2 separate regions of the Homo sapiens genome follow, and region 2 is linked to region 1. A link is a loop called in an ENCODE intact Hi-C map of the cell type or tissue named here. Cell type or tissue: mammary epithelial cell. All regions are shown on one strand. Each heading gives the region's core, and the rest is flanking DNA. Links, peaks and the distances in the headings are about the cores only. Region 1 holds the start of TMEM275 (transmembrane protein 275). Region 2 has its middle 32 kb from the start of CYP4X1.

The links. Hi-C counts contacts between places; a loop is a spot of excess contacts. Peaks named below come from ENCODE experiments on the same cell type or tissue, not always from the same donor. Only the 100,000 strongest peaks of a DNase experiment are listed, where the experiment ranks them.
Region 2: it touches region 1 in a loop (4-fold over the local background); 3 of 110 quality-filtered maps call a loop at or near these places.

Annotation. Positions count from the first base shown.
Region 1 is chr1:46,526,268-46,541,562 of GRCh38, forward strand. TMEM275 (transmembrane protein 275) reads right to left here and starts at 9,248. Exons shown (of 4, transcript NM_001396071.1): 1 at 8,844-9,248; 2 at 8,188-8,316; 3 at 7,672-7,774; 4 at 5,899-7,383. The coding sequence starts at 7,260. The coding sequence ends at 6,727. MKNK1-AS1 (MKNK1 antisense RNA 1) reads left to right here and starts at 12,429. Exons shown (of 8, transcript NR_038403.1): 1 at 12,429-12,527; 2 at 14,663-14,742. RefSeq lists silencers at 6,713-6,912, 7,043-7,132 and a cis regulatory region at 9,775-9,871. In mammary epithelial cell, for the core only: CTCF peaks have their summits at 4,719, 6,712 (motif pointing right) and 9,011 (motif pointing left); no DNase peak of the experiment used is centred there.
Region 2 is chr1:46,983,832-46,999,126 of GRCh38, forward strand. It overlaps a transcript of CYP4X1 not described here and the pseudogene CYP4A43P. Among named protein-coding and RNA genes, the nearest start is that of CYP4X1, 32 kb to the right of the region's middle. RefSeq lists an enhancer at 1-333. In mammary epithelial cell, for the core only: a CTCF peak has its summit at 7,417 (motif pointing left); no DNase peak of the experiment used is centred there; H3K27me3 peaks cover 225 bases.

The DNA.
Region 1 (15,295 bases), core at 4,512-12,511:
TCGGGAGCTCCCCTAGGGTGGGGGAGAAGGCAGGGACCAGGCTGGGCCTCCCCTAAGCTCCCTGGGTCTCTAAAACCCTAGCTCCATTAAAAGAAAGCCCCTAAATGTTATTTACACTTTGGAGTCTTAAAAACCATTAACAAAAGCCACTTAATTCAATTATCTTCCCGGCTGGCTCAGTTCTCAGCTCTGAGCGCCAGCCTCCCCTTGTTGCACCCCCACCCTGCCTGTCCCCCCACCACTGTCATTGTGTCGGGCTAATGAGGTAAACTGAAGCGAGCCCTGTCCCCCCTGACAGGTTTATGAGAATTTAATAAAGCGTGGCCGGGACCAAATGAGTTGCCTCAGCCTCGGAGAGCTCATTGTCTTTGGCGTCAGCGTTTTTTGACTCGAGCTGCCCCCATCCTCCGCCCCAGCTCCTCCCTGGCTCGGCCCCCACCCCCGCCCTTGGTGCCTCCCTAGGTGAGCCTGGAGGCCAGTGGGCCCTGCAGCGGGAGGGCACCCAGGCTGAACCCTGGGGATGGCAGAAATTAAGTTGGTCAGTGTGCCCTGGGGAGGGACTATGCTGTCCTTTGCCCTCACCTACCACACCTTCACAAGCTGCAGACTCCAGGAACATACTCGGGCCTCGGGGACTTCCCACACAACTGCCTCATGCTCCTATGTCTTGGCCGCTGTCAACCTGAGGCCCTGCTGGAGCCGCCTTGAGCCTGATTCACCTTTTCTCGCCTGTTTGGAGCAAGCAGCCAAAGTGAGCTCCCAGAGGGAGGGGCTTCTCTTCCGGCCAGGGCACAGGTTGGGGGCATGGGGCCTTCAGTCTGGCCTGGTTCCACCCCTTGCATGGAATGTCCCTCCTTATTTTCCTGGAAAGCTAGCAAGGGGTGGAGCACAGACCGTGGAGCAGAAGGGAGTCCGAAGTGCAGATGAAGAGGCTGCCAGTCGGGAGGCTCCCCAGATGGACAGGCAGGCAGAAGAGGCCCCGCCCCCACGGCTGTGGGGATACCTTGAGAAGGTACCCAGCTGCCCTTCTTCCCTCATGTCCTGGGCAACCTAGAACCAGCCTTTCTCTGCCTGGCCTCTTAGGGGTCCAAGGCCGAGGAGTTTCTGGACCATTTGGAGACCCAGAATTCCTTCTCTCCCCAACAAAAGTGTTTCCAGGAATTACTTCCTTCTGAGACTAAAGCTTGGCCTGACACAAGAGCCTCTTCTGGAAGGTCCTTAACTCATTGGGGTGTTGGAAGGCAAGTCTTAGGGATCAAGGCCAGTTTGTGACCATGATAAAAGCTCAGTTGTTGTCCAGGGTCAGGATTCAATGCATATGGATCAGGGTCAGAGTTCAGGTTGGCACCAGATTCAGGGTCAGGCTCAGTGATCAGAGTGAGAGTTCAGTGTATGGACCAGGGTCAGCGCTATCTGTTCCCAGGGTCAGGGCTCAGTCTATGGCCTGAATAAGGGCTAATGTGTGTCCATGATCAGTCTGCATGCAAGTCAGGTTCACTATATGGTAATTGTCAGGGTTTAGTTTATGGACTGGGGTCAGAGCTCAGTCTGGGATCAAGGTCAGTGTTTGATGAATGGACAGGCAGGGTCAGAGCTCAGAGTGTGACTAGGGTCAAGTTCAGTCTATGATTAAGGTCAGGACACAGTATGGACTGGGGTGAGGTTTCAGTCTAACATCAAGGTCAGGGTTTAGTCTATAAGCAGTCTCAGGACTTATCTGTGACCTTGATAAAGGCTAAGTTTCTGTCCAGGATCCAGGCTCTCTCTGTAATAAGGTCAGGTTCCAGGGTTGGATGAGTCACTTAGTAAATCTGAGTGACCTAACTCCCCCTCTTCCCCCATTTCTTAGGGCCTTGGACCTCAGAAGAGGAAAAGGCAAAATTGTGCAGTCTGGTTGGGCTGAGTGGTGTCTATCTCCTGCCATGTGCCCGGGGTGCCCTCTGGTGGCAGTCCCCAACAGTGCCGATTTCCTCAGGCTTGGTCCCTCCATCTGGCCATCTCCTGCTTTGGGGAGCCTGGCCCTCAGGCTGGTCCTTTGGCGCTGATCTAGTCAACCCTTCCTTCCCGTGCCATCCCACCTCCCCACAGAGAAATAGAAAACTGTGCAATTGGTTAGGGGAACTCTCAGACATATGAAATCTTCTCCCTTCCTGCCCAGAGTTAGGCATCTTGACAAACCCGTATTACTCGGGACCTGGAATCTCAGCTGTGCGATGAGATCCACACCTTTTCCTTCCTCCTTCAGTCCACAGGTGCTTATTGAGCACCTACCTTGTGCCAGGTGGGCACCGAAGGTACAGCTGTGAACAAGTCAGAATCTGGCCTCTTCGTGCTCACATTCCACTTCTCCCTAATCCCCCACTCCTAGTCCACAGTTCTCATCAGAAGGCTCCTGGCATCACAGAAGGCTGAGTGGGATTCAGAAGTCAGCAGCATGGGCTCCCTGCTCCCCCTGGAGTCTGCAGTTAGACTATTCTATCTTCCGGGTTCTCTGTCTTCCTGTCTCCTTGGAGTTTCACCACCACCCACATGCCGACAGCTTCTACGTCTCCATCCCAGCGCCTCCTCTTCCAGAACTCAGAGCTGTGGCTCCAGTTTCTGTGGGACAGTCCCTCTGGGCTAACAGGTCTTTTGCCTTACCAGGATGTCCCTTTTTTCCCAAATCCAGATCCTCCACCATACACCCTGGTGCTCAAACCAAAATTTTAGAACTTCCTCAGGATTCTTCTCTTTCATGCCCCCAAAACTCCCCCAAGAGGTGCAGAATCTGTCTACTCCAAGCAACCACCCTAGTCCCAGTGCCCATATGTCTCACTGCTGTGACCTCCTAGCCTGCCCCTCCTAGCCTTGCTTTCCCTCTTGCCCCTCGCCACTCTGTTACTTCCACACAGCAGGTGGAGCAGTCTTTACCATCATAAATCAGATCATGTCACTTCCCTGCTTAAAACCCTCCAGTGGGTCCCATCTCACCAAGAATCAAATCCCAACTCCTCACCCGGGCTTACTAAGCCCTCCATGAGCTAAGCAATACCCCCTCCCCGCCTCTCCAGCTTCATCTTCCATCTGTGTCTCAACAGCCTTTCTTTCTTGTTCTGACACACAGAGGCCAGTTCATTCTCACCTTAGGGCTTGGCACTGGCTGTTTCCTGAGCTTGAAATGTTCCTGCTCTAGACCTTTGCATGGCTGACTCACCATTCAGAGCCCAGCTTAAATGCCACCTCTTCAGAGAAAAACCCCCAACCATCCGACAAGTGCCTCTATCTATCACAACATCCTATTGTAATTTTCTGTGTAGTGCTGTTCACTAGCTAAGCTTTTTTGGTCTCATTTGCTCACTTATTTAATTCTTTATTGTCTGTCTCCTCCAAATAGAATGTGAGCTCCCTGAGAGCTTGTTCATCATTATATTCCCTCATAGCAGGGAACATAGCAGGGCTCAGGAATTCTTAAATTAATTAGTAAAAAAAAACGATTCTAAGGCTGGGCACAGTGGCTCACACTTATAATCCCAGCACTTTGGGAGGCCCAGGTGAGAGGACTGCTTGAGCCCAGGGGTTCAATATCAGCCTGGGCAACATAGTGAGACCCTGTCTCTACAAAAAATACAAAAAATTAGCCGGGCATGGTGGGGTGTGCTGGTAGTCCCAGCTACTTGGGAGGCTGAGGTGGGAAGATCACTTGAGCCTGGGAGGTTGAGGCTGCAGTGAGCTGTGATTGTGCCACTGCACACCAGCCTCGGCAACAGAGAGAGATCCTATCTCAAGATAATAATACAAAGAGGTTCTAAGTGGCTGCCCTCATTTCTCCTAGAGGGAGAAGCATGGGGGAAACCTCATTTCCCTTAATGAGCTGCCTTGTCCGGGCCAGCAGTAGTTTCCTTGGGGAGGCAGGGGCCACTCACCACGTGTAGCACCCTAAAGCCCCCCCGCCCCCAGGCCCTGGGGAGTACCCCTCCTTTAGAAGGACCAGCTCTGTGTCCTCTACCACAGTCCCTGTGCCTCTGAGGATAGGCCCTACTGCCTCAATTCTGAGGCTTTCAGGGCCTAGGGTGGGAGTGGAAGGTTTTACCCTCCTTCCAGGGCCGGTCTGCAGCATCCCTGCAGGAACTACTGGTCCCTGCTCAAATTCCCCAAGGTCAGGGAGCTTGATGCTTCTGTGCTGTCAGAATCATGTCCTCTCCTCAACAGAAACCTGCCTCCCAGAGGCCCTTTCAGGGCCTGAAGCCTGCCTGGGAGGGGCCTGCAGAGGTGTGAGACAGAGCACACCCTCCAGCCTCACCATGTGTAGGAGAGTGGGGCTTCCCTAGGGCCTCGCTGGCCATATTGCCCTAGAGGGGCCTGTCCCTGGGTGTCACCCAGGGAAGGGGTGTGAAGTGAGGAGTCCCCACGGTGGCAGACTGGAGCTGTTGGGAAGGTGAGCCCTGGGGCACTGGATCTGGAAAATCTCTTCTGGTGTGCCCGTGGAGGAAGCGGGGCAGAGAAAAGACAAATGATGACCTTCAGCTGGGGGTGTAAGTGGAAGGGACTCCAGGGAGCCAATGTCCCGCCTTCCCTGATCCATTCTACCCACACCATTGATCCATGTCCCACTGCCCTGAGTTTTTATCGTAGGCTCACTCTTCCTCTGCAGCAGCCAGGCTTGCAGAACAGGATCTGGAAGTCTTGTGGGGGAACAGGAAAGAGAATGTAATTCCAGGCATCTAACAGCAGGTGGGAGAGGGGTTCGGCTGAGCCTAGCATTGCAGGGCTAGAATCCTAAGGTGGTAGGAGAAGGGTGGTTCTGACCACACCCCAAGGCTGCATCAGCGGTGGCCCCTCTCACCTACTGCTCTACCACAGCAGCAGGTGGCATCTAAAGCTGCAGACCAATGCACCAGAAGAGACAGGACTGGAGCCTGGGGAAGTGGCCTTCCTTACACACATACAGGGTGGGGTTGGGGAGCTCAGAGAATAGGTCATCAGCTGTAGGTACTGGGAGCTTCAAAGGTTAAGGCCCATTGACACGTGCAAATTAATAGAGATGGCCTGCTCAGCACCTGCTCAGGCAGACTTGCTCTTCTCTAGGTCAGTGGGAGAGGAGACAGCAGGAGAGACAGAGGTGGAGATGGCGCCAGAGGAAGGAAGAGCCCAGGGCTGGTGGGAAGTGTCTGGGTCATGGCAGAGTAGTAGCAAAGCCTGTCTTGGAAACAGAAAGGGAGGCTGGTGATGAAGCCAGGAGTGGATGGGCAGGGAGTCATAGCCAGCCGGGGGCAGTGGGTCAGCATGTGCCCCAGTCACTGCTTGCCTAGGTACCTGCATGGAGACGAAGGGCTGGCCCAGAGTTGCAGTGTCTCCTCCTCAGTCCCCTGACCCCTTTTCTTTTTTGCAAGGCAGCCCCTATTCCTCTACTTGGCCCCCTCACCTACCCCCTCACCTGGACGAACCACAGGCCGGGCCCAAACTCGGCAAGTCCAGCTAGCTTGGGCAGTGTCTGGGCTTTGCACAGCCCCGTGGAGCACTTCTCCCCTCACCCTGCTCAGTGACCATGCCCTCAACCACTACTGCTGCCCTCACACCTCCACATGCATGTGTGATGTCAGACTGTTACCCAAACGCTGCCACTCCCCACCTCTTACAGGAGCCAGGCAATCACACCCACAGTCACACTCCTATGTTCATCCAGTCCCCCAATCTGACCCATCTGTTCCCACATTCATGGGCACACAGTCTTAGATACAGTCTTTTACTCATAGTCACACACTCCTCTCCCTTGAAGCCGCCTTCTAGGTCTCCAGGAGGGGCTGGTACCAGGATGCTCAGGCACTCAGCCACAGGCTGGGAGGGCCCCAGAACCCAGGGTGCTTAGCCAGAGGCCCCACAGCCACCCCTCCCTCCCGGCCTGCACTGTCACAGAGGACTGACTCCAAAGGTGCTTTATTGAGGAGTAAGGCACTGCAGGAATGCATGGTGTGCCACAGTCAGGGTGGGTGGGGGCCAGCATTGCTGGCAGTGAAAGTCACACTAGGACTTTCAGGGCTGCAGAAGCTCCCTCACCACTCACCTCTGTCAGGGCCCCAGTCTCAGCTACTCTTGCTCTTAGTCAGACAGAAAGGGTGGGGAGTGCTCACCCCGGCCCTAATTCTAGGGACCATCCTGGCCCAAGTCAGAGCCACGGCTTCTCAGCCAAATGAATCCCAAAGGTCATGTTGGGGTAGAAACAAGGAAGGTGGGGAGGGGCAGGAGAGGGGACTGGAAGCCTTTCACGGTGTGTGCAAGGACAGAGACAGCCCAGGCTGACATTCAACCCTTCTCCCTCTCTTCCTCCCACCTCACTGGGGGGACTGCTGGTGGTTAGCCCCTTCAGGGTGGGTGCTCCTTGGTTCACAGTGCCCAAATGCCAGGGGGAGGTGGCAGTGTCAGGGTTCCAGGGTCCAGGGGCCTACTTTCAGCAAGCTGGATGGGTAAGGTTTACTAGAGACCAGAGACCCTGTCTAAGGGGCCAAGGCTCTGCTGCTCCCTTCTTTGGGGTGTGACCCCTGACACCATCACCACATTCTACCCAGGAGTTTGGGAGATGGAAAAGATGAGGCCACCTGAGCCCAGCACCAGACCCTTGTAAAAAAGAAAGGAAGGAAGGAAGAAAAGGTTTTCTTTTTTCTTTTTCTTTTCTTTCTTTTCCCCCCTTAAATGGCACTGAAGGAAGGGGAATGAACCCGGACAGCGGAGTCACGGCGGGGCCCTGGTCCGCTAGGGGGCGGCGCGCGCCCGGGGTGGGTTGAGCTGGACTCCTTCCGAGCGCAGCGCGCAGACGGCCGCGGGCGCCGGGGCCTCCAGGGCGAGGGGGCTGGGGCCGGGGCTGGAGCAGCCGGAGGACGCGGCGGAGACGGCAGGGCTGAGCTGCACGGCCGTGGTGTCCTGTGCCGTGGGCTCGCTGCTCTCCATCTCCAGCGCCACGGGCCCGGCGCGGCCGCCACCCTGGCCCGGGCCCGCCGCGGCCGCCGAGCGCCCACGGGGCGCGAGGCCCCGGCGGCTACACACGCAGCAGGCCGCGAAGAAGCCGAGCGCCAGCACCAGCAGCGCCAGCCCCACGACGAGCAGCGCGTTGTGCTCGGGCAAGAAGGAGGCGAAGGCGCCTGCCAGCGTCACGTTCACGCCCGCCAGCAGCGCGCACAGACCGCAGGCGCAGCACAGCGCCGGCGACGGCAGGCCGGGCACCCGGCCCCGGGCGCGTTCCGCGGGCGCCGGGACCGGTGGCCCCTCGCTCTTTTCTGCCGGCGGCATCGGCCTGCGCACGCCAGGCACGCATCAAGCTCCCTCCTGCCGCCGGCCCGGAACAGCCCAACTGCCAGGAGCCTCCTCACGCTGGTCCTGTGGGCAACTGCCAGGAGCCTCCTCACGCTGGTCCTGTGGGCACACAGCAAGAGGGCGGCGTCAGCAGGGTATCTTGACCTCCAGTCCTAGGCTCCGTCTGTAGCTACACTGAGTGCCTGGGTGGGCAGAGGTCATCTTGGCCAGCCCCCTGCCTCTGCCTCTGGGAAGCAACAAACCATCCCATATGTGAAGAATCGACTTGTTTCCCCACCTAGTTCCGGGGGTCCCTCGTGGCCAATCTTGCCATCCTCCCTCTCTCCTCACTTTTTTGTCCTCCAAACAGACGCTGCCCCTCCAACCCCTCTCCTCCAGGAAGCCTACCTGAACTCATTTGAGTGAGATAGTGGCTGGAAAGTGCTCAGCACAGTGTCCAGTTCAGCTTAGGTGCTCATCACATGATAATCATCGTCTTCAGTAGTCCTAACTAGTAAGGCAAATGGCAGCTCTTGGGATTTAGGCAACTCACTCTCTCAAGTGGAAGAGGCCTTGGAAATCATCTGACCTTGCCCCCCACCCCCACCCCCTTATTCAGATGAAGAAACCGAGGCTCCCAGAGGTCTAGCAGTTTATCCAAGATCCAGAACCAGGACCCAAATGACCATGCCACTTGGCCTCAGTATCCCCACCCTAGACTCCGGTAGGCATAGCAATGACACTGACTCTCCTGAACATCAGATGAGGCCCTGGAGTGAGTGGCCACGTGAGAGTGAGGAGCTCCTGATGGTTCAGACGGTCAGTGAGAGGGCACAGTCCCCACATCGGCTGGCTTGGGCTGGAGCAGATCTAAAGCACCAGGGCCCTTTCTAGACTGGGCATTCTATTAAATTCCAATCCTACCTCCATTCCACTCCCCATTGTTTTACTGTTGAACCTGGATTCAAAAGCCTAATTGCTGGATGCTAGAATTCCTTTCTAGGATTCTCTAGATGTCTCTGGTTCTGGGATCTATCACTGGATTCTAGAATTCTGGAAATGCATGCAGAAACAAGAGTAATAAAATTAGAGTCTAGGGATTTATGATTTCTATTTGAGAATTCTGTTCTATAACGCATAAGATCATAGTTGGTACAAAGGCCCTCAAAGGACGAGATCTTAGCTAGTGAGCTGTGTTAGAATTGTGGGGAAAAAATGCCAGAAAAGGGTCCTGGATGGGGATGAAAGGGAAGTAATCAGATGGTACCGCGGGTCTGAGGGGAGCATGCAGGGTGAGGAGCAGTGAGTGAGTGTGACCTTCACAGGGGGCCTGACTCTCCTGCTTCCATCTTCTCTTCTGTAATGTGGGGCTAATCATAGAACCCACCTCATAGGGTACAGTGATAATTAAATACTTTAAGCTAAATAAAGCGCTTAGAACAGTGAGTATTTAATAAATGTTAACCATGCCCTTGTGGTGCTGGTTGACAGAGAAGGGAGTCATGAAGTCTCAAATCTGGGAGGTTGGTCATGTTGGTTTTGGAAACAGAAAAGTTGGGCTGTCTCCCAGGTGGAGGTACCTTTCTGAGTGTCCAAACCCTATACCCAGTGGAGATGGAGAAAGCTTGATGACTGAGTGAAAATGAAGGCTAGTGTCAGATCCTTCACTTGCAACACACAGGATGCGCAGGTCAGAGGACTTGAAAGGCCACCTCCAGGCCTGTCCAGAGCTGATGACTCCAGGGCTCCCTCTCCTGGCACCATGCTGAGAGGTGGCAGCCCTACTGAGACTCTAGCCAGAATCACCTTGTTGCCGTACCAAGCTGGCAGGAAGTCAGAAATCCCCAAATCTTAGCAAAGAAAGCACATGTTGACCCTTGAGGGCATCTACAGACCACAGATTCCTGAGGAAGCTCCTCATCTGCATGAACATTTGCTCTCTAACCTGCTGCTGATGGTCCTGCCAGGCAGGGATAGCAACCACTAAAAGGGTACAGCAGTTTACAGTTTGCAAAGCACTTTTACATCTATGACATCACAATCTACTACTGCTTGATGCCTATTAATAGCCATATTTTGGCTGGGCTTGGTGGCTCACACCTGTAATCCCAGCACTTTGGGAGGCTGAGGCAGGCAGATCACTTGAGCTTGGGAGTTTGTGACCAGCCTGGGCAACATGGCAAAACCCTGCATCTATTTATTTTTTTTTATGAATAAAAAAAATTAAAAAAAATGTTTTTAATAGCCACATTTTGCAACTGAGGAGACTGAGGCTCAGAGAGGGAAGTGGATTGGGGCTCTGGTGGCTGGACTAAAAGGAAGAATAGACATTCTGAGACCAGAGTCAGAAAACAGATGAGCTGGCTCACACCCCACACAATCTTGCTTAATTTTAAAGAGAAGGATTTGATCCTCGGAGGGGCTGTGAGATTCCCAAATCTTCCCCTTTCAAGCCTCTCCCCAACCTCATTCATCAACATCTGACATAATCTGAAAAAGGCAGGGGTTCCCTTCCTGTGGGGAGGGCTCAGTATGAGGGTGCCCCGATGGAGAGGAGGGAGTCTGGTTCACCTCACTTCACATCAGCCTCCTGGAAGCTGACACTGGATGAGGGTCAGGAAGGCCCTGCGGGCTGGAGAGTCCAGGGATCTTGCCTCTCCTTTTTTTTTTTTTTTTTTTTTGAGATAGAGTCTTGCACTGTCACTTGGGCTGGAGTGCAGTGGCGCAGTCTCAGCTTACTGCAACCTCCGACTCCTGGGTTCAAGTGATTCTCTTGCCTCAGCCTACTGAGTAGCTGGGATTACAGGCACCCAACACCATGCCCAGATAATTTTTTTTTTTTTTAGTAGAGACGGGGTTTCACCATGTTAGCCAGGCTGATCTCGAACTCCTGGCCTCGTGATCCACCTGCCTCAGCCTCCCAAAGTGCTGGGATTACAGGTGTGAGCCACTGCGCCCGGCCAAGATCTTGCTTCTTTTCCCATACGGGGAAGACTCTCCTTTGCCTTTAGGTTTTAGCAGTTTTACTGTGATGTGCCTAAGTGAGTTTTTCTTTGTATTTATCCTTCTTTGTAGATATTTGCTTTGTATGTATCCTTCCTGGTGCTTCTACAATCTGTGGCTGCATCATATCACCCCACAGTTCAGGAAACATGTCAGCTCTTATCTTTTCCCCATTCTCTTTCTCCTCTCCTTCTGGGACCTTCATTGCTTGTATGTTCAGCCATTTGCTATTGCCCCACATGTCTCTTTTACACTTTATTCTATATTTTCTAGGCTTTTCCTTCCTTCCTTCTGTTTCAGTCTGGATATTTTTCTACTGAAATATTTTTCTACTATCTAGTTTACTAATCCTATTTTCACATGTGTCTTTTCTGCTGCTAAATCCATCAACGGAGTTATTGATTTCATTTGTTATAACTTTTCAGTTCTGGAATTTCCACTAGATTCTTTTTCATAGATTCCAGTTTTCTATTGAAAGATTCCCTTGTTGTTAATTTTCTTGAACATATTAAACCTTCTAGAGTCCATATCTGAAAACTCCAACATCTGGATCTCCAGTGGGCTTGTTTCTATTGTCTGTTTTATTGCTCTTGTCTGTTTTATTGCTTTTGTTCATTTGGTCTTATCTCCTGAAATGCCAGATAATTTTTTATTGAATGTCCAACATTGTGTATAAAAACTTACAGAGCTAGCATGAGGCTCTGAATGATGCCATCTTTCTCCAGAGGGGATTTACTTTTGCTTCTGACAGGCACTTAAAGGAGGACAGGCCACTTTAACCCAATCGAGGATTATACTGATTGGAAACTTTGTTCCAGTCTTCCTGAGTCTAGTCTATATCTGGTTAGCCATTATTCCTAGAGTGTTTCTTTGGTCTTCCCAATAAAAACTGTTCCCTTTTTAGTCCCCAAATTCAAATTTGACTCCCCAGTCTCATGACCACTGCCTCCTACAAACTGGAAAATGCCTTTAGGGAAAAATCAAAATCTAGTATTACTTCTCTCCACAATCTTGGCCCCCTCAAGTCCTCAGTGCCTTCGTAGCTCTCCCATGCCTTTAAACAGATTTCTTAAATGCTTAATCCAGCTTTTAAAGTTATCCTCAGCAGGTAAATTGGTCTGATAGAAGCTAGTCTACTTTAGCCAGAAACAGAAGTCTAGATGATAATCTGAAATTAGCACAATTAGATCTACAACTAAGTTATGCTATGCTAAGCACTTATAATAATATCCAATTTAATTTTTACAACATAAGATTAAGTATTACTTTTACATCTCCATTTTACAGATGAGGAAACTGAGACAGAAAAAGATTAAGTAAACTCATCCCAAACCGCTCAATTGCAGTGTGGTGCCAGGATTTGAAATCTGGTGTACTGATCCAAAGCCTGAGCTCTCAACCTAGCACAGTGCTAGATTTGCTAAATGTTTGTTGAATGACTGAGGCACAGGGCACAGGCTCTTCTGAGGCCCTGTAGATAAGCTCCTGTAATTAGAACTTACACTGCTCAAACGTCAACCACAGAGGAAGACAGGTTTTCTCTGGTTCAAGGAAGGTAAAAATCACTTTGCTTCTTCCTTGGTTTAGCAAACTAGGTTCAACAGAAAATAATTCCAGCCCAGGGGCTGAGCTTCTAAGTGCTAATTGCTAATGAATGATTGATTCTTATCTGCTCCTGGGAGGCAGAGTGACTATAAGACAAAAGGACCTCTGCCCTGGGCACAAAAAGGACTAAGAACATGTGGGTGTTGGGCTTATTCCCGAGGTTGCCCTCCGCCCTGGTTAATTGGGATCTGGGAGTGTGCAGGGGTGAGGTGTTGAGGCTGCTCAGCTGTTGTAATTCAATTTGCACCACCATTTCATCTGGTGGACTGTGGCCTCCTGTGGCTGCTGTTGCAGTGTTGGTTCTATTTTGTTGTGGGTGTTCTGGCTAGCTCTGTTGTGGGGTGTCCTTGGCACTGTTCACTAAATCTTTCTGGTTTTCCACTCTACTGAGCACAGGTTAAGATTGTACTTTCTGGCTAATTTGTGATTAGGTGGCACTGTGTGACGTTCTGGCCAGGGAATTGTGACACGTGCCACTTCCAGGCTGGCCTATTGGATTATGGAAGCAGGACTCTGAGTTGATGCTATTGCTCTCCCCAGTCCTCTAAGCCCCTTCTATTTCATTCCAAGTCCAGCCTTCAACCCCAGTGCCTGAGCAGGAGGGAGGGACATTGCTCTGACTCTTGAGTTGCGAGGACTGGAAGACCTTCACTTTAGTGAGTACTCCAAGCTGCTGAGCCCATGGAGATCATCTAGTTCAATCCCTAAATCTTCAGAAGTGGGAAACTGAAGCTTGGAGTAGAGGAGGGCTAGGGCCAAGCCAGACCAGAACCAGGCCCTTTCCCAACCAGCCAGGGCTCTGAACACTGCCATTCAGCTGCCCATGACCCTGGCCAAGCAATTCACCCTCCCTGCTGCCCTGCCTCTGGTTAGGGAGGCCTCATGGTCTCTGCATGGGGAGTCCAGTCCACAAGCAGTTTGGGGGAGGAGCAGACACTGGTTGGGCAGCCTGGGAGAGCTGGGGTCCCTCTCTGGGCCTTTGTTGTCTGAATGTGAAGGGAGGGGTATAATGAGGTTATTGTCCCCAAACTGAGGTCCCTCATCAATCAATCTGCTGCCCCACCCTCAACTACTTGAGGTTTGTAAAGGTGGAAATGAGGACCTGTTTAGAAATTACTGTCAGTGTATCAAAAGGTCTCATAAAATGGCACATTTACATATATGTATACATATATGTATATATGGCACATTTATGTATAGGTATACATATAAATGTATATGGCTGTACCTGCTCATTGTACCAGATTATTTGCTTTAGGCTGGGATTCCGTTATTTCCCTGGGAAATCAGCTGCTGCACAGGGGTTCTTGTTGAGGGGGAGGGGCACTCATATTGAGCAGCAACTCTCTGCTAGGCACTTTCCCTACATTAGCACATTTAACCTTCACTACAACCCTGTGAGCTGTTGCAGTCCTGCCCCCAGTTCACAGTGAGGACACCGAGGCTAAAGAGGTGAAGGGACTTACTCTGGTTTACTCAGCTGCAATAGGGAAAGCTGGGATTCAAACCCAGTTTTGTCAGATTGAAAAGCTCATGTTTTTGGCTCATTAGAATTGCTGTTTACTGAAAGGTACAGAGATGTTTGCTTATTTAAAAAATTTGGGCTCAAGGGGGTGGTCCTAAGTAGGTGAAGGCAAGAGCTCCTGGAGAGGGAGTCTCTGTCTGAAGTCCCTTCAGGTCAGCAGGTCAGCCTGCACCCCCCTCTGCCCCCAACCCATGGTTCTGGGATGTTTGTGTTGCACAAGAGCAGTTGCTTGACTAGAGGTAGCTGCCAGGCCTCTTGGCTCCAGATTCCTGGTCCAAAGGCCCAAGAACCTCTGGGCGTGGGGGCTTCAGTCCAGACATCAGCCAGGGGCCCCAGCCCCCTGTCCTCCATGGGAGGCTGAGCCCCTCACTTGCTCAGTCTGAGCTCTTTACCGCTCACTATGAACTCCTCTGTTCCTTTTAGTCTTAGCCCTTCTGTTCCCTCTCAGTCCCTGGAAATCTGGGCCAGCCCTCTTCCCAGCACCCGCATCCTCAGGAACCTCCCACATCACTCTTACTCATCGCCGGCTGGGGCTTATTCACTACCTTGGGAGCTCTCAGCTTCTGCCAACTGAATTCTGCATACCCAGAGCCCAAAGAGCTACCATCACCCTCACCCTAGCCAATCCATGGGCCTGTCCTCACCATAGACACAGGCATATATACATGCATACTCACACATGTGTCCATGTGCGTGTGCGCGTGCGCGCGCGCGCGCACACACACACACACACACACACACACACACACACACACACACACACACAGTCTCCAAGCTGGAAACAAGGTTTGAGGATGAAGCCTGAAGGCATGGCTTTCCAGCTCCTGTGTCTGATTCCTGGGATCTATCATCTTCCTCTCTGAGCCCATGTGCATGCACGAACACACACACACAGACACACACGCAGTGACCGGACATATCCAGAAATACAAACACAGATGCATAGATGCATTGCACACAGACAGTTGCAGACACAGGCCAACATATCACACACTGTCAGTTGCCTGCCTATCTGGTGGAGATGAGCTGCTGCCCTGGAGACTTCTCCTTGCCTGGAAGTGTGATGGTGGAGGGAAGGTGCTTGAGAGCAGGAGCCCCTGGGAGAGGTGATGGGTGAACAGGAATTCCATTCTGGCTTCTCTGATGGTGCCTCCCCATTCACAAGGGGTCTCCATGCTGGCAAAAGGCAAGCACTCACCATTCCCGTCACTGGGGCTCAGCTTTGCCATTGGTAAAGTGTGAGATTGATCTAGATGGTCTTTGCAGGCCCTGCAAGCTCTGGCTTCCAGCACAGCTGAGAGGCCCCAGTGGCACAAGACTCCGAAGGCTTCTTTGAGCGATCACAGGTCTGTGTTGGTTAGACCAAGCCTTTGTAACAATCCAGGCAAAGATGCTCCCTTCCAGTCCTTCCTGGTGCTCTCGCACTTCCCCAACAGAATCCTCAGGCCACAGTCCCCAGCAGGGGTTATATAGGTGGCCAGACTGGGATCTCTAACCTCAATCTGGGCCTCTGCGTCTACCCTAAGCAACTCAGCTGCCTGGATCCAGCCGGAGGGGTGGAGAGAGAGGACTTCAGACTGGCAGGAGTGGAACTGCCCTTCCTGTCTGTCTCCTTCCCTCCAAGGCTCTGGAACTAGCTCCACTTTCCTCTCCAGCCTGAGGAACTTCAGCATCTTTTGCCCAACGACCCAACCCCTCTGGCCTCTTAGTTTCTTGACTTCTCATCTCCAATGCTCAATTCCTTCATTCCACCTCAGCTACACTTCCTCATACCTCATTACCTTCAGGACTTTACCACCCTTGTCATCACCCTGAGCCATTCCACCTCTGAGAAACTCTGACACCCTACTCTCGACTGTAACTCCACTGCTACCTCTGTACAAACACGGGTACAGCACA
Region 2 (15,295 bases), core at 3,897-11,896, 460 kb after region 1:
GTGGTGGGGAGTGGGGTGGCTTCACTGGGGTCCCAGGTCAGTGGGCTTTATTTGGCAAGGTATAGTGGATGCTATGCCTGCAGTCTGTTCACCCCTCAGCATCATTGGTACAGCCCCTATCCTGAGGGCATGCAAGAGAGCCAGGCCTCCCTTGTTGGCAGAGCTACAGCAGCTGGTGCAGGAGTGCTCAGGAGTACAAGGCCCTTGGGGCTCCATGTGGGCCTGAGCAGCAGCTCTGCCGAGCAGCTCTGGTGTCAGTCTGGAGGCCCAGGGGAGAGAAAGTTGGTGGGGGAGGGCGGGGAGGGTGTGTGGAATTTCCTGAGCCCAGGTTTGCAAACGTCTAAGGCAGAAATGTGAGTCCTGGGGGCTCTTGCTCACTCACTGTTTCCCCAGTGGGGAGTCTCCCTTGCACCAATCCCCAGTGAGCAGTTGTCTTGTCTCACTCTTCTCTCTGTGGGTTGCATTTCTTCTTGATGAATCCCAATGTGTCCTCTGGGATGATCCCACTGAAGAACTAGTGTTTAACTCCTCCCTGCTCTGCCTTTAAAAAAAAAAAAAAAAAAAAAAAAACCAGGAGAGGCTGGCAAGATGACTGAATAGGAAGAGCTCTGTCCTGCAGCTCCCTGGGAGATCAATGCAGAATGTGGGTGGTTTCTGCATTTCCAACTGAGATACCTGGCTCATCTCACTGGGACTAGTTAGACAGTGGGTGCAGCCCACAGAAGGCAAGCTGAAGCAGGATGGGGTGTCATCTCACCTGGGAAGCGCAAGGGGTCAGGGAACTCCCTCCCCTAGCCAAGGGAAGCCATGGGGGGCTGTGCCTTGAGGAACAGTGCATTCCAGCCCAGATACTACGCTTTTCCCACGGTCTTCGCAACCTACAGACCAGGAGATTCCCTGGGGTGCCTATGCCACCAGGACCCTGGGTTTCAAGCACAAAAGTGGGTGGACATTTGGACAGACATGAAGATAGCTGCAGGAGTTTTTTTCATACCCCAGTGATGCCTGAAATGCCAGTGAGACAGAATTGTTCACTCCCCTGGAAAGGGGGCTAAAGCCAGAGAGCCAAGTGGTCTAGGTCAGTGGATCCCACCCCCACGGAGCCCAGCAAGCTGAGATCCACTGACTTGAAATTCTCGCTGCCAGCACAGGAGTCTGAGGTCAACCTGGGATGCTCAAGCTTGGTGGGGAGAGGCGTATCTGCCATTACTAAGGCTTGAGTAGGTGGTTTTCCCCTCACAGTGTAAACTAAGCAGCAGGGAAGTTCCAACTGGGCAGAGCCCTCCACAGCTCAGCAAAGCCACTGTAGCCAGACTGCCTCTCTAGATTCCTCCTCTTTGGCCAGGGCATCTCTGAAAAAAAGGCAGCAGCCTGTAGTCCCAGCTACTCGGGAAGCTGAGGCAGGAGAATGGCATAAACCTGGGAGGCAGAGCTTGCAGTGAGCCGAGATCATGCCACTGCACTCCAGCCTGGGTGACAGAGCAAGAGTCTATCTCAAAAAAAATAAATAGATAAAAAAGGCAGCAGCCCCAGTAAGGGGCTTATAGGTAAAACCCCCATCTCCCTGGGAGAAAGCACCTGGGGGAAGGGGTGGCTGTGGGCACAGCTTCAGCAGACATAAACGTCCCTGCCTCCTGGCTCTGAAGAGAGCAGTGGATCTCCCAGCACAGCGTTCGAGCTCTGCTAAGGGTTAGACTGCCTCCTCAACTGGGTCCCTGATCCCCATGTCTCCTGATTGGGAGACATCTCCCAGCAGAGGCTGACAGACACTTCATACAGGAGAGCTCCGGCTGGCATCTGGTGGGTGCCCCTCTGGGATGAAGCTTCCAGAGGAAGAAACAGGGCCATCAATCTTTGCTGTTCTGCAGCCCCCACTGGTGATACCCAGGCAAACAGGGTCTGGAGTGGACCCCCAGCAAACTCCAGCAGACCTGCAGCAGAGACGCTTTACTGTTAGAAGGAAAACAAATAAACAGAAAGGAAGAGCATCAACATCAAAAAGGATGTTGTCCACACAGAAACTCCATCCGAAGATCACCAACATCAAAGACTAAAGGTAGATAAGTCCATGAAGATAGGGAGAAACCAGCACAAAAAGGCTGGAAATTCCAAAAATCAGAATGCCTCTTCCCCTCCAAATGATCACAACTCCTCACCAGCAAGGGAACAAAACTGGATGGAGAATGAGCTTGATGAATTGAGAGAAGCAGGCTTCAGGAGGTGGGTAATAACAAACTCCTCCGAGCTAAAGGAGCTTGTTCTAACCCAATGCAAGAAAGTCAAGAACCTTGAAAAAAGGTTAGATGAATTGCTAACTAGAATAACCAGTTTAGAGAAGAATGTAAATGACCTGATGGAGCTGAAAAACAGCAAAAGAACTTCATGAAGCATATACAAGTATCAATAGTTGAATCAATCAAATGAAAGAAAAGATATCAGAGACTGAAGATCAATCTCTTAAAAATCTCTTAATGAAATAAAGCGTGAAGACAAGATTAGAGAAAAAAGAATGAAAAGAAATGAGCAAAGTGTCCAAGAGATATCAGACTATGTGAAAAGACCAAACCTATGTTTGATTGGTGTACCTGAAAGTGACAGAGAGAATGGAACCCAGCTGGAAAACACTCTTCAGGATATTATCCAGGAGAACTTCCCCAACCTAGCAAGACAGGCTAACATTAAAATTCAGAAAAAACAGAGAACACCACAAAGATACTCCTCGAGAAGAGCACCCCCAAGACATATAATTGTCAGACTCACCAAGGTTGAAATGAAGGAAAAAATGTTAAGGGCAGCTAGAGAGAAAGGTCGGGTTACCCACAAAGGGAAACCCAACAGACTAACAGTGGATCTCTCTGCAGAAATCCTACAAGCTAGAAGAAAGTGGGGGCCAATATTCAACATTCTTAAAGAAAAGAATTTCTTTTCTTTCATCTCCAACCAAGCTAAGCTTCATAAGTGAAGGAGAAATAAAATTATTTACAGACAAGCAAATGCTGAGAGATTTTGTCACCACCAGGCCTGCCTGACAAGAGCTCCTAAAGGAAGCACTAAACATGGAAAAAAAAACCAGTACCAGCCACTGCAAAAATATACCAAATTGTAAAGACAATTGATACTATGAAGAAACTGCATCAACTAATGAGCAAAATAACCAGCTAGCATCATAATGAAAAGATCAAATTCACACTAACAATATTAATCTTAAATGTAAATGGGCTAAATGCCCAATCAAAAGACACAGACTGGCAAATTGGATAAAGAGTCAAGATCCATTGGTGTGCTGTATTCAGGAGACCCATCATACATGCAAAGACACACGTAGGCTCAAAATAAATAAAGGGATGGAGGAATATTTACCAAGCAAATGGAAAGAAAAAATAAAAAGCAGGGGTCACAATCCTAGTCTCTGATAAAACAGACTTTAAACCAACAAAGATCAAAAGATACAAAGAAAGGCATTACATAATGGCAAAGGGATCAATGCATTAAGAAGAGTTAACTATCCTAAATATATATGCACCCAATACAGGAGCACCCAGATTCATAAAGCAAGTTCTTAGAGACCTATAAAGAGACTTAGACTCCCATACAATAATAGTGAGAGACTTTAACACCCCACCATCAATATTAGACAGATCAACTAGACAGAAAATTAGCAAGGATATTCAGGACTTGAACTCAGCTCTGCACCAAGCAGACCTAATAGACATCGACAGAACTCTCCACTCCAAATCAGCAGAATATACATTCTTCTCAGCACCACATTGCACTTATTCTAAAATTGACCACATAATTGGAAATAAAACACTCCTCAGCAAATGCAAAAGAACAGAAATCATAACAAACAGTCTCTCAGACCACAGTGCAATCAAATTAGACCTCAGGATTAAGAATCTCACTCAAAACCACATAACTACATGGAAATTGAAAAAACTGCTCCTGAATGACTACTGGGTACATAACAAAATTGAGGCAGAAACAAAAAAGCTCTTTCAAACCAAGGAGAACAAACACAAAACATACCAGAATCACTGGGACACAGCTAAAGCAATGTTCAGAGGGAAATTTATAGCACTAAATGCCCACAAGAGAAAGTAGAAAAGATCTAAAATTGACACTCTAACTTCACAATTAAAAGAACTAGAGAAGCAAGAGCAAACATACTCAAAAGCTAGCAGAAGGCAAGAAATAACTAAGATCAGAGCAGAACTGAAGGAGATAAGAGACATAAAAAACCCCTTCAAAAATTGATGAATCCAGGAGCTGGGTTTTTGAAAAGATCAACAAAATATGTAGACCACTAGCCAGACTAATAAAGAAGAAAAGAGAGAAGAATCAAATAGATGCAATAAAAAATGATAAAGGAGATATCACCACTGATCCCACAGAAATACAAACTACCATCAGAAAGTACTATAAACACCTCTACACAAATAAACTAGAAAATATAGAAAAAATAGATAAATTCCTGGACACATACCCCCTCCCAAGTCTAAACCAGGAAGAAGTCAAATACCTGAATGGACCAATAACAGGTTCTGAAATTGAGGCAGTAATTAATAGCCTACCAATAAAAAAAGTCCAGGACAAGATGGATTCACAGCCAAATTCTACCAGAGGTACAAACAGGAATGGTACCATTCCTTCTGAAACTATTGCAAGCAATAGAAAAAGAGAGACTCCTTGCTAAGTCTTTTTATGAGGCCAGTATCATCGTAATACCAAAACCTGGCAGAGACATAACAAAAAAAGAAAATTTCAGGCCAATATCCCTGAGGAACATCGATGGGAAAATCCTCAATAAAATACTGGCAAACCGAATCCAGCAGCACATCAAAAAGCTTATCCACCATGATCAATTTGGCTTCCTCCCTGAGATGCAAGGTTGGTTTAACATATGCAAATCAATAAATATAATGCATCACATAAACAGAACCAATGACAGAAACCGCATGATTATTTATCTCAATAGATTATCTCAACAGATGCAGAAAAAGGCCTTCAATAAAATTTGACACCCCTTCATGCTAAAAACTCTCAGTAAACTAGGTATTAATGGAACATATCTCAAAATAAGAGCTGTTTATGACAAATCCACGCCAATATCATACTAAACGGGCAAAAGCTGGAAGCATTCCCTTGGAAAACAGGCACAAGACAAGGATGCCCTCTCTCACCACTCCTATTCAACATAGTATTGGCAGTTCTGGCCAGAGCAATCATGCAAAAGAAAGAAATAAAAGGTATTCAAGCAGGAAGAGAGGAAGTCAAATTGTCTCTGTTTGCAGATGACATGATTGTATATTTAGAAAACCCCATCATCTCAGTCCAAAATCTCCTTAAGCTGATAAGAAACTTCAGCAAAGTCTCAGGATACAAAATCAAAGTGCAAAAATCACAAGCATTCCTACACAACAATAATCGACAAACAGAGAGCCAAATCATGAGTGAACACACATTCACAATTGCCACAGAGAGAATAAAATACCTAGGAATACCAATTTACAAGGGATGTGAAGGACCTCTTCAAGGAGAACTACAAACCACTGCTCAACAAAATAAGAGACAACACAAACAAATGGAAGAACATTCCATACTCATGGATAGGAAGAATCAATATCATGAAAATGGACATACTGCCCAAAGTAATTTATAGATTCAATACTATCCCCATCAAGCTACCATTGACTTTCTTCACAGAATTAGAAAAAGCTACTTTAAATTTCATATGGAACCAAAAAAGAGCCCACATAGACAAGACAATCATAAGCAAAAAGAGCAAAGCTGGAGGCATCACACTATTTGACTTCAAACTGTACTACAAGGCTACAGTAACCAAAACAGCATAGTACTGGTACCAAAACAGATATATAGACCAATGGAACAGAATAGAGACCTCAGAAATAACACCACATATCTACAACCCATCTGATCTTTGACAAACCTGACAAAAACAAGAAATGGGGAAAGGATTCCCTTAATAAATGGTGCTGGGAAAACTGGCTAGCCATATGCAGAAAGCTGAAACTGGATCCCTTCCTTACACTTTATACAAAAATTAATGCAAGATGGATTAAAGACTTAAATGTAAAACCCCAAACCATAAAAACTCTAGAAGAAAACCTAGGCAATAGCTTTCAGGATATAGGCATGGGCAAAGGCCTCATGACTAAAACACCAAAAGCAATGGCAACAAAAGCCAAAAGTGACAAATGGAATCTAGTTAAACTAAAGAGCTTCTGCACAGCAAAAGAAACTATCATCAGAGTGAACAAGCATCCTACAGAATGGGAGAAAATTTTTGCAATCTGTCCATCTGACAAAGGGCCAATATCCAGAATCTACAAAGAACATAAACAAATTTACAAGAAAAAAACAAACAACCCCACCAAAAAGTGGGTGAAGGATATGAACAGACATTTGTCAAAAGAAGACATTTATGCAGCCAACAAACATATGAAAAAAAGCTCATCATCAGTGGCCCTTAGAGAAATGCAAATCAAAACCACAATGAGATACCATCTCAAGCCAGTTAGAATGGCGATCATTAAAAAGGCAGGAAGCAACAGATACTGGAGACGATGCAGAGAAATAGGAACGCTTTTACATTGTTGATGGGACTGTAAATTAGTTCAACCATTGTGGAAGACAATGTGGTGATTCCTCAGGGATCTAGAACTAGAAATACCATTTGACCCAGCAATCCGATTACTGGGTATATACCCAAAGGATTATAAATCATTCTACTATAAAGACACATGCACATGTATGTTTATTGTGGCACTGTTCACAATAGCAAAGACTTAGGACCAACCCAAATGCCCATCAATGATAGACTGGATAAAGAAGATGTGGCACATATATACCATGGAATACTATGCAGCCATAAAAAAGGATGAGTTCATGTCCTTCCCAGGGACATGGATGAAGCTGGAAACCATCTTCCTCAGCAAACTAACACAAGAACAGAAAACCAAACATCGCATGTTCTCACTCATAAGTGGGAGTTGAACAATGAGAACACATGGACACAGGGAGGGGAACATCACACACTGGGGCCTGTTGGGGGCGGGGGGTTAGGAGAGGGATAGCATTAGGAGAAATACCTAATGTAGATGATGGGTTGATGGGTGCAGCAAACCACCACGGCACATGTATACCTATGTAACAAACCTGCACGTTCTGCACATGTATCCCAGAACTTAAAAAAAAAAAAAAAGAGTCAGGAGAGGCATCCCGTTAGTGGATCTGCTAATTGCACCTCAATCAGCACTGGATTCACAGAAATGTTCCCCCTCTTGCTCCCAGAAGCAACCTTCCAGACTGCTTTTAATGCGTTCTCTCAAGGTTCAAAGAAGCCCTACACTTCAAAGAAGGCCTCATTTCTGTTAACTTATTGCCACCTACTGGCCTACGTTAAATTTTATCAAGAAACGAGAGCCTGGATTTTAATGACCAGTTGACATCATGGATTTGTAGTTTTCCAGGGAGGCTTAGCAGGGCTGTCACAAGGGGCCTCATTAATTCTCCACAGTAAGCCCCAGACGGCTGAATATTTAGCTTGTTCTTACAGGCTTTTCAAAGGGAATTCCACGCTTACCTCCCCTAGCTCATTCCTACAACTTAGCATCTCTCACTGGGCAGAAGTCCTATCCCAGAGCTAATCCCAGTTCCTCCTGCTGCAGTTAAAGCACCCTTGTTTGATTATCATCCATGGAGCTGTATACACTTAGTGGCCATCATCTGACCTCTGTATTTTCTACCTCAGAAGCCTCCACTGGGAGGGGTAGGTGAAAATCCACTTAAGGCAGAGGACACAGATGCGTTCCAAGAGGCTTGGGCTTCCCCCATGTGAGGGCCAAAGCAAGCGCAGAGCAAACTTAAAGCAGCCTCGGGAGTGACAGGAGGACAAGCCTGTTGGAAAGGAATACGCTGGCCGGCGACTCGGAGGGCACACCTCTCAGCACATTAGAGGCATTGTGATGCGTGGGAAGGAGGAGGCTTTGGAGTCTTATAGATCTGATTCTCCTCTGCAAAATAGAGACAATAATCTTAATCTTAATAAAGAGTTGGGAAAATGAAATGAGCTGGCTTTACAAAGTGCCTGGTATGAAACAGATCCCACTCAACAGACGTTATCATCCGCTCCTCTCCCCACTCCCAGGACTGTCATTAAGAAAACTCAATTCAGGCCAGGCATGGTGGCTAACGCTTGTAGTCCCAGCACTTTGGGAAGCCATGGTGGGCAGATCACCTGAGATCAGAAGTTCAAGATCAGCCTGGTCAACATGGTGAAACCCTGTCTCTACTAAAAATTTTTTAAAAAATTAAATTAGCTGAGTGCGAAGGCACACGCCTGTAATCTCAGCTACTTGGGAGGCTGAGGCACGAGAATCACTTGAACCCGGGAGGCAGAGGTTGAAGAATATAAAAATAGACACTTTAACCAATTTAAATTGTACAGTTCAATGGCTTTAATGAAATTCATGATGATTTAGAAACCTCATTACTACCTATTTCCAAAACATTTTCTTCACTCCAACAGAAACTCTGTAACCATTAAGCAATACTTCCCCAGTCTGACTTCCCCCAGTCCCTGGTTATTTCTAATCAACTTTCTGGATCTATGAATTTGCCTATTCCTCTACCTATAAGCGGACTTATTACAGTATTTGTCTTTTTATGTCTGGCTATTTTCACTTAGCATACTGTTCTCAAGGTCATTCCTGCTGTTGTATGAATCAGAACTTCACTCCTGTTTGTGATGAAATAATATTGTATGTATATAGGACATTCTGTGTACCCATTTGTCTGTTAATGGACACTTGAGTTCTTTCAATCTTACATCTGTTGTGAATAATGGTGCCATGAACATTGGCTCACAAGTATCTGTTCAAATCCCTGTTTTCAATTCTTTTGGTTATATAGCCAGGTGTGAATTTCTGGATCCTATGGCACTTGTGATTTTCTTTTTCAGGAACCACAGATCTGTTTTCCAAATTGATATGCCAATTTATATTCACCAGCAATTTGTAAGAGTTCCAATTTTCCCACATTCTGTTAAATATTTGTGATTTTCCACTAAAAATAATTATAGACTTCCTTTTTTTATTACACTTTAAGTTTTAGGGTACATGTGCACAACGTGCAGGTTAGTTACATATGCATACATGTGCCATGTTGGTGTGCTGCACCCATTAACTCGTCATTTAACATTGGGTATATCTCCAAATGCTATCCCTCCCCCCTCCCCCCACCCCACAACAGGTCCCGGTGTGTGATGTTCCCCTTCCTGTGTCCATGTGTTCTCATTGTTCAATTCCCACCTATGAGTGAGAACATGCGGTGTTTGGTTTTTTGTCCTTGTGATAGTTTGCTGAGAATGATGGTTTCCAGCTTCATCCATGTCCCTACAAAGGACATGAACTCATCCTTTTTTATGGCTGCATAGTATTCCATGGTGTAGATGTGCCACATTTTCTTAATCCAGTCTATCATTGTTGGACATTTAGGTTGGTTCCAAGTCTTTGCTATTATGAATAGTGCCACAATAAACATACATATGCATGTGTCTTTATAGCAGCATGATTTATAATCCTTTGGGTATATACCCAGTAATGGGATGGCTGCGTCAAATGGTATTTCTAGTTCTAGATCCCTGAGGAATCACCACACTGACTTACACAATGGTTGAAATAGTTTACAGTCCCACCAACAGTGTAAAAGTGTTCCTAGTTCTCCACATCCTTTCCAGCACCTGTTGTTTCCTGACTTTTTAATGATTGCCATTCTAACTGGTGTGAGATGGTATCTCATTGCGGTTTTGATTTGCATTTCTCTGATGGCCAGTGATGAGCATTTTTTCGTGTGTCTTTTGGCTGCATAAATGTCTTCTTTTGAGAAGTGTCTGTTCATATCCTTTGCCCACTTTTTGATGGGGTTGTTTGTTTTTTTCTTGTAAATTTGTTTGAGTTCTTTGTAGATTCTGGATATTAGCCCTTTGTCAGATGAGTAGATTGCAAAAATTTTCTCCCATTCTCTAGGTGGCCTATTCACTCTGATGGTAGTTTCTTTTGCTGTGCAGAAGCTCTTTAGTTTAATTAGATCCCATTTGTCAATTTTGGCTTTTGTTGCCATTGCTTTTCGTGTTTTAGACATGAAGTCCTTGCCCATGCCTATGTCCTGAATGGTATTGCCTAGGTTTTCTTCTGGGGTTTTTATGGTTTCAGGTCTAACATTTAAGTCTTTAATCCACCTTGAATTAATTTTTGTATCAGGTGTAAGGAAGGGATCCAGTTTCAGCTTTCTACATATGGCTAGCCAGTTTTCCCAGCACCATTTATTAAATAGGGAATCCTTTCCCCATTTCTTGTTTTTGTCAGGTTTGTCAAAGATCAGATGGTTGTAGATGTATGGTATTATTTCTGAGGGCTCTATTCTGTTCCATTGGTCTATATATCTGTTTTGGTACCAGTACCATGCTGTTTTGATTACTGTAGCCTTGTAGTATACTTTATGCCCACCATTCCCTTAGTGCTGGCAGTGCCTGTGCAGTTAGGGCTGGGCTGCCTTCAATAGTAACAGAAGCAGGCTCAGCAGTGAGGCTCCTTGGAGGAGCCCTGAGACACCATCTGGGAGTCTGTTGGGGTTCAGCACAGAGACACTCATGCCGCAGCACCTGCTGGATCACTGAGTGCCCCTGTCAGTCCCTGACTGCCCCTGACTATCCCTGACCACCTCTGACAAGTCCTGTGAGATCCCCTGTCTACTTGTGGGGAAGGTAAAGTGGGAAGGAAGATCTTGGACCCCAGTGTCCAGAATTGATTGATTGTGCAGGATCCACCTGGGGAAATAGCAAGAGGAAAGCTTCGTGAGCTGTCCATAGTAATGGCCATGCACACACCCACATTCCCCTGTCCATATCACTCAAAAATATTCAACAAACACCTACTATGTGCCAGGCAGTATGCCAGATGGGGGGCACAGCTGTATAGAAACAGAAATGAACTGTGACTTTAGGAATTTATAGTCTAATTTACTGAATGTTCAAAACATGTGGCTGCTTTTATTATTACCTGGATTTCAGTAATGAGAAAATGATTACAGAGGAGTAGAAACTTCTGTTAAAAATAAAACACCCACTGAGAGTCAAAGATGGATTAGACTCTTTCTCTACTCCAATACTCCCTGTCCCAGGTGCCTCTGAAATATTACCTGGGGCTGGCCCTGTCCACCCTTCAGTCATCGCCCAAGGTGATGGTGCTGGTGGATGGAGCACTGGACTTGGACTCAGGAGCCTCAAGCCTCAGGCTCACTATATATGTTGATAGAAACTTAAAGTCTCTGAGCCTCAATTTTTTCTGTTGTAAGGTGGGAGCATAATCTTTATGCTACGTACCTAATAGATTTAAGTCATTCTTTCATTCAGCAAATGTTTCTTGAGCTCATAATTTAGAGGCTAAAGGCAGAAAACTAAAACTGTTCAATAAAATATCATAAGGCTTTACTAGGGAAGTGAAATATCCATCCAGGAAAGGAAAAATCTAAAAAGGAAGAATGAGGTCTTGAAGAGTAATAGGAGTTAACCGGGTAGAGAGTCCTAGGTAGAGGGACAAGCACCGAGAAAATCATGGAGATCACAGATAGAGGAGCAAGGGATGGGACATTTTATCTTCAAGTTCTGCACTCTCACTTTTTTCATGATTTATTTTCTCTAAGATCAAATTCAATGTCCAGAGTTCAGAGAGTAAGACACAACAGATATTTCTTGAAAAATTCCTCGGAAGTTTTAGAAGCCAGCTCTCACTGGGATCACAAGTTTCCTCCTGACCTGCTCTTTCACCCACCTTAAGTCTTACTCCCATCACTTTCCCCTTTGTGCCCCTGCCTTGTGACAAGAAATTCATTATAAAACTCATAGGGCCAGAGTTCTTTTCATTCTCCTCTAAGTCCTGGATGCCATCCAAAACCAACGGCAGAAGGCCATGCAACAACGTACACCCCATTTCAGCTGCCTTTCGTTTAGTTCTGTTGCTCCTTTTCCTCACTACATCATCCGGACACTGACACTTTTCATGCTGGGCTCAGCACCTGGTTTTTATTCACCCCCTGAGATACAGCAGCAGAAAGAGGTGTAGAGTCATAGTGCCTGTCTGTGAAACCTGGTTTTGGCTGTTTCTGTCTTTGGGTACTCATTTCTTAAAACAGTTGAGTTCATAATGTGGTAATATACAACATGTAGCGGGCACTGGCTATGTTCTAGGCATTGAACAAACAACTTTACATACTTTCTATCACAACAACTCTACGAAACTGTTTCTTAAAAAGAAATCTGATATTGTACATATAGAAACTAAGGCATGAAGAGGGTAGCTGCAACACTAGTGTCCCCCTGTTGGTAAGAGGTACAGCCAGGATTCTAACCCAGGCAGTCTGGCTCAGGAGACTTTGCTGTTCACCATCCATGTAAAGGAGATAATGATTAGGTTGAGCATCCAGGCCAGGTGGCAGCTCCTAAACATTCCAGGTGACATTTCATGTTTGCCATGTTTCTTCCAGTGTTTCCAAGTAGCAGGATGAGGTGTCAGGTTATCAACTACACATATTGACATAAATGCAAGCAAGCCTCTCTATTCGGGGTGGTTTCTGTGTGAAAGTGAATGGCAAAACTTGGGGCTAGGAGTAACATAGTCATTGAAAATGATGTTTATGGAGAATGTTTAATGATATGAATAAGAGTATAACAAAGTAATAAAAGCAGAATATAGAACTGTATGTAGAGTATGAGCTTCCATCTTAGAAAATTGTCCTTGTGATTGTCAAGGTTTATCAACAACTAAATATCTTTCCAATTCATTTGTTACCCAGACACTTCCACCAGAAACTCTTGGAAGGTGGTAACTCAGCATCTATGTCTTTTGCTTCCCATGGTATGAAGCAGAGGCCTGTGCCTGTTTATGATGCCCAAGGAATACCTGCTGATTGGACAAACGAGGGAGAGTAGGAATGAGTCAGATTTTGGATGGGTTACATCACCATCCTGAAGAGACTCAGATCAGTTTTGGGTGCCACACTGTAAAAAGGAACTTGGTATTTTTGTTGCTGAAAGCTTCCTTGTTCAGCGTTTAGGCAAAACAAAGGCTGAGGGAGGCAGTTGATCCCCGTGGTGGCACTTTGAAGCAGTTTCTCCTGTGGGTAGATGAGCCCAGGCACTTGTTTTCTGGGGTTTGATAAAGTTGAGTTTGATGCTGATGCAATCTTACATATCTTGTTTATGTCTACTCCTTTACAAAAACTGAATAGCCCATGCAGAAGTATTTTTTTTGTAAATGTTAAAGTGATTTATTTACTAAGGAATTCATCTTTTTCCTGTGGAGTTTATTCAAAAGATATTTTAAAATTATAGATTCAGGAGGTACATGTACATGTTTGTTACATGGATATATTGTGTAACACCGGGGTTTGGACTTCTACTGAACCTATCACCAAGATAGTGAACATAGTACCCAATAGGTAGCTTTTCAACCCTTGCCCTCCTTGCTTTATCCCACTTTTGGAGCCTCCAGTGTCTATTGTTTCCATCTTTATGTTCATGTGTATCCACTGTTTAGCTCCCACTTACAAGTAATAACATGCATGCAGTATTTGATTTTCTGTCTGGGGAATTATTTCATTTAGGATAATGGCCTCCAGCTGCATCCATTTTGCTGTGAAGAACATGATTTCATTCTTTTTATGGCGTATATATACTGCATTTTCTTTATCCAGTCCACTGTTGATGGACTCTTAGGTTGATTCAATGCCTTTACTATTGTGAAGAGTGCTGCCGTAAACATACATGTGTCTTTTCGAGAAAATGATTTCTTTTCCTTTGGATAGATACCTAGCAGCGGGATTGTTGCGTTTAATGGTAGTTCTATTTCTAGTTCTTTGAGAAATTTCTATAATGTTTCCCATAGGGTTGGACTAATTTACATTACCTCTAACAGTGGATAAGTGTTCCCTTTTCTACGTATCTTTGCCAACATTTGATATTTTTAGACTCTGTGATATGGCCATTCTGACCAGCTTGAGATAGTATCTCTGTGGTTTTAATTTGCATTCCTCTGGTGATTATTGATGTTGAGCATTTTTTCATATTTTTGCTGGCCACTTTTATGTCCTTTTGAGAAGGGTCTGTTCATGTTCTTTGTCCATTTATCATTTTTTTTATTTTTGAAAGGAGGTGTTTTTTATTAAAAATAAGGAGCTAATACAGTTTTGATTTAGTATTATGCATAAAGTGAAGATTAGTGGTTTATTAGGTTTTTTTGTTTGTTTTTTGTAGGTTTTTCTGTTTGTTTGTTTTTTAGAAACCTAGTCTTGTTCTGTCATCCAGGTCACCCAGACTGGAGTGCAATGGTGTGATCATAGCTCACTGCAGCCTCGACATCCTGGACTCGAGTGATCCTCCTGCTCTAGCTTCCCAAGTAGCTGGAACTACAGGCGTGCACCATCACACCTGCTTAATTTTTTACTTTTTGTAGAGACAGGGTCTCCCTGTGTTGCCTAGGCTGGTCTCAAATTCCTGATTTGCCCATTTGTAAATAGAGTTATTAGTTTTTTCTTTTTGAGCTTTTTAAGTTTCCTATAGATTCTAAAAATTAGTCCTTTTTCACATGCATAGTTTGCAAATATTTTCTCCCCTCCTGTAGGTTGTCTGTTTACTCTGTTGATTTTTTCTTTTGCTGTGGAGAAGATCTTTAGTTTTATTAAGTCCAGTTTGTTTATTTCTGTTTTGGTTGCATTTGCTTATGAGATCTTAGTCATAAATTCTTTGTATTGGCCAGAAGAGTATTTCCTAAGTTTTCTTCTAGGATTTTTATACTTTCATGTCTCATATTTAAATCTTTAATCCATCTTGAGTGAATTTTTGTATATGGTGAGAAGTAGGAGTCCAGTTTTATTTTGTATATAGCTAGCCAGTTTTCCCAGTATCATTTATTGAATTGGGTATTCTTTCCCCATTATTTATTTTTGGTGCCTTTCTTGAAGATCTGGTTTGTATAGGTATGTGGCTTTATTTCTAGGCTCTCTATTCTGTCCCATTGATCTATGTGTCTATTTTTGTACAAGTACCATGTTGATTTGGTTACTATAGCCTTGTAGTAGAATTTTAAATTAGGTAATTTGATGCCTTGGGCTTGCTTTCTTTGTGTGTGTGTGTGTGTGTGTGTGTGTGTGTGTGTGTGTGTTTTGGTGCTGAGAACACTTTAGCTATTTGGCTTCTTTTTTCAGCTCCATATGAATTTTG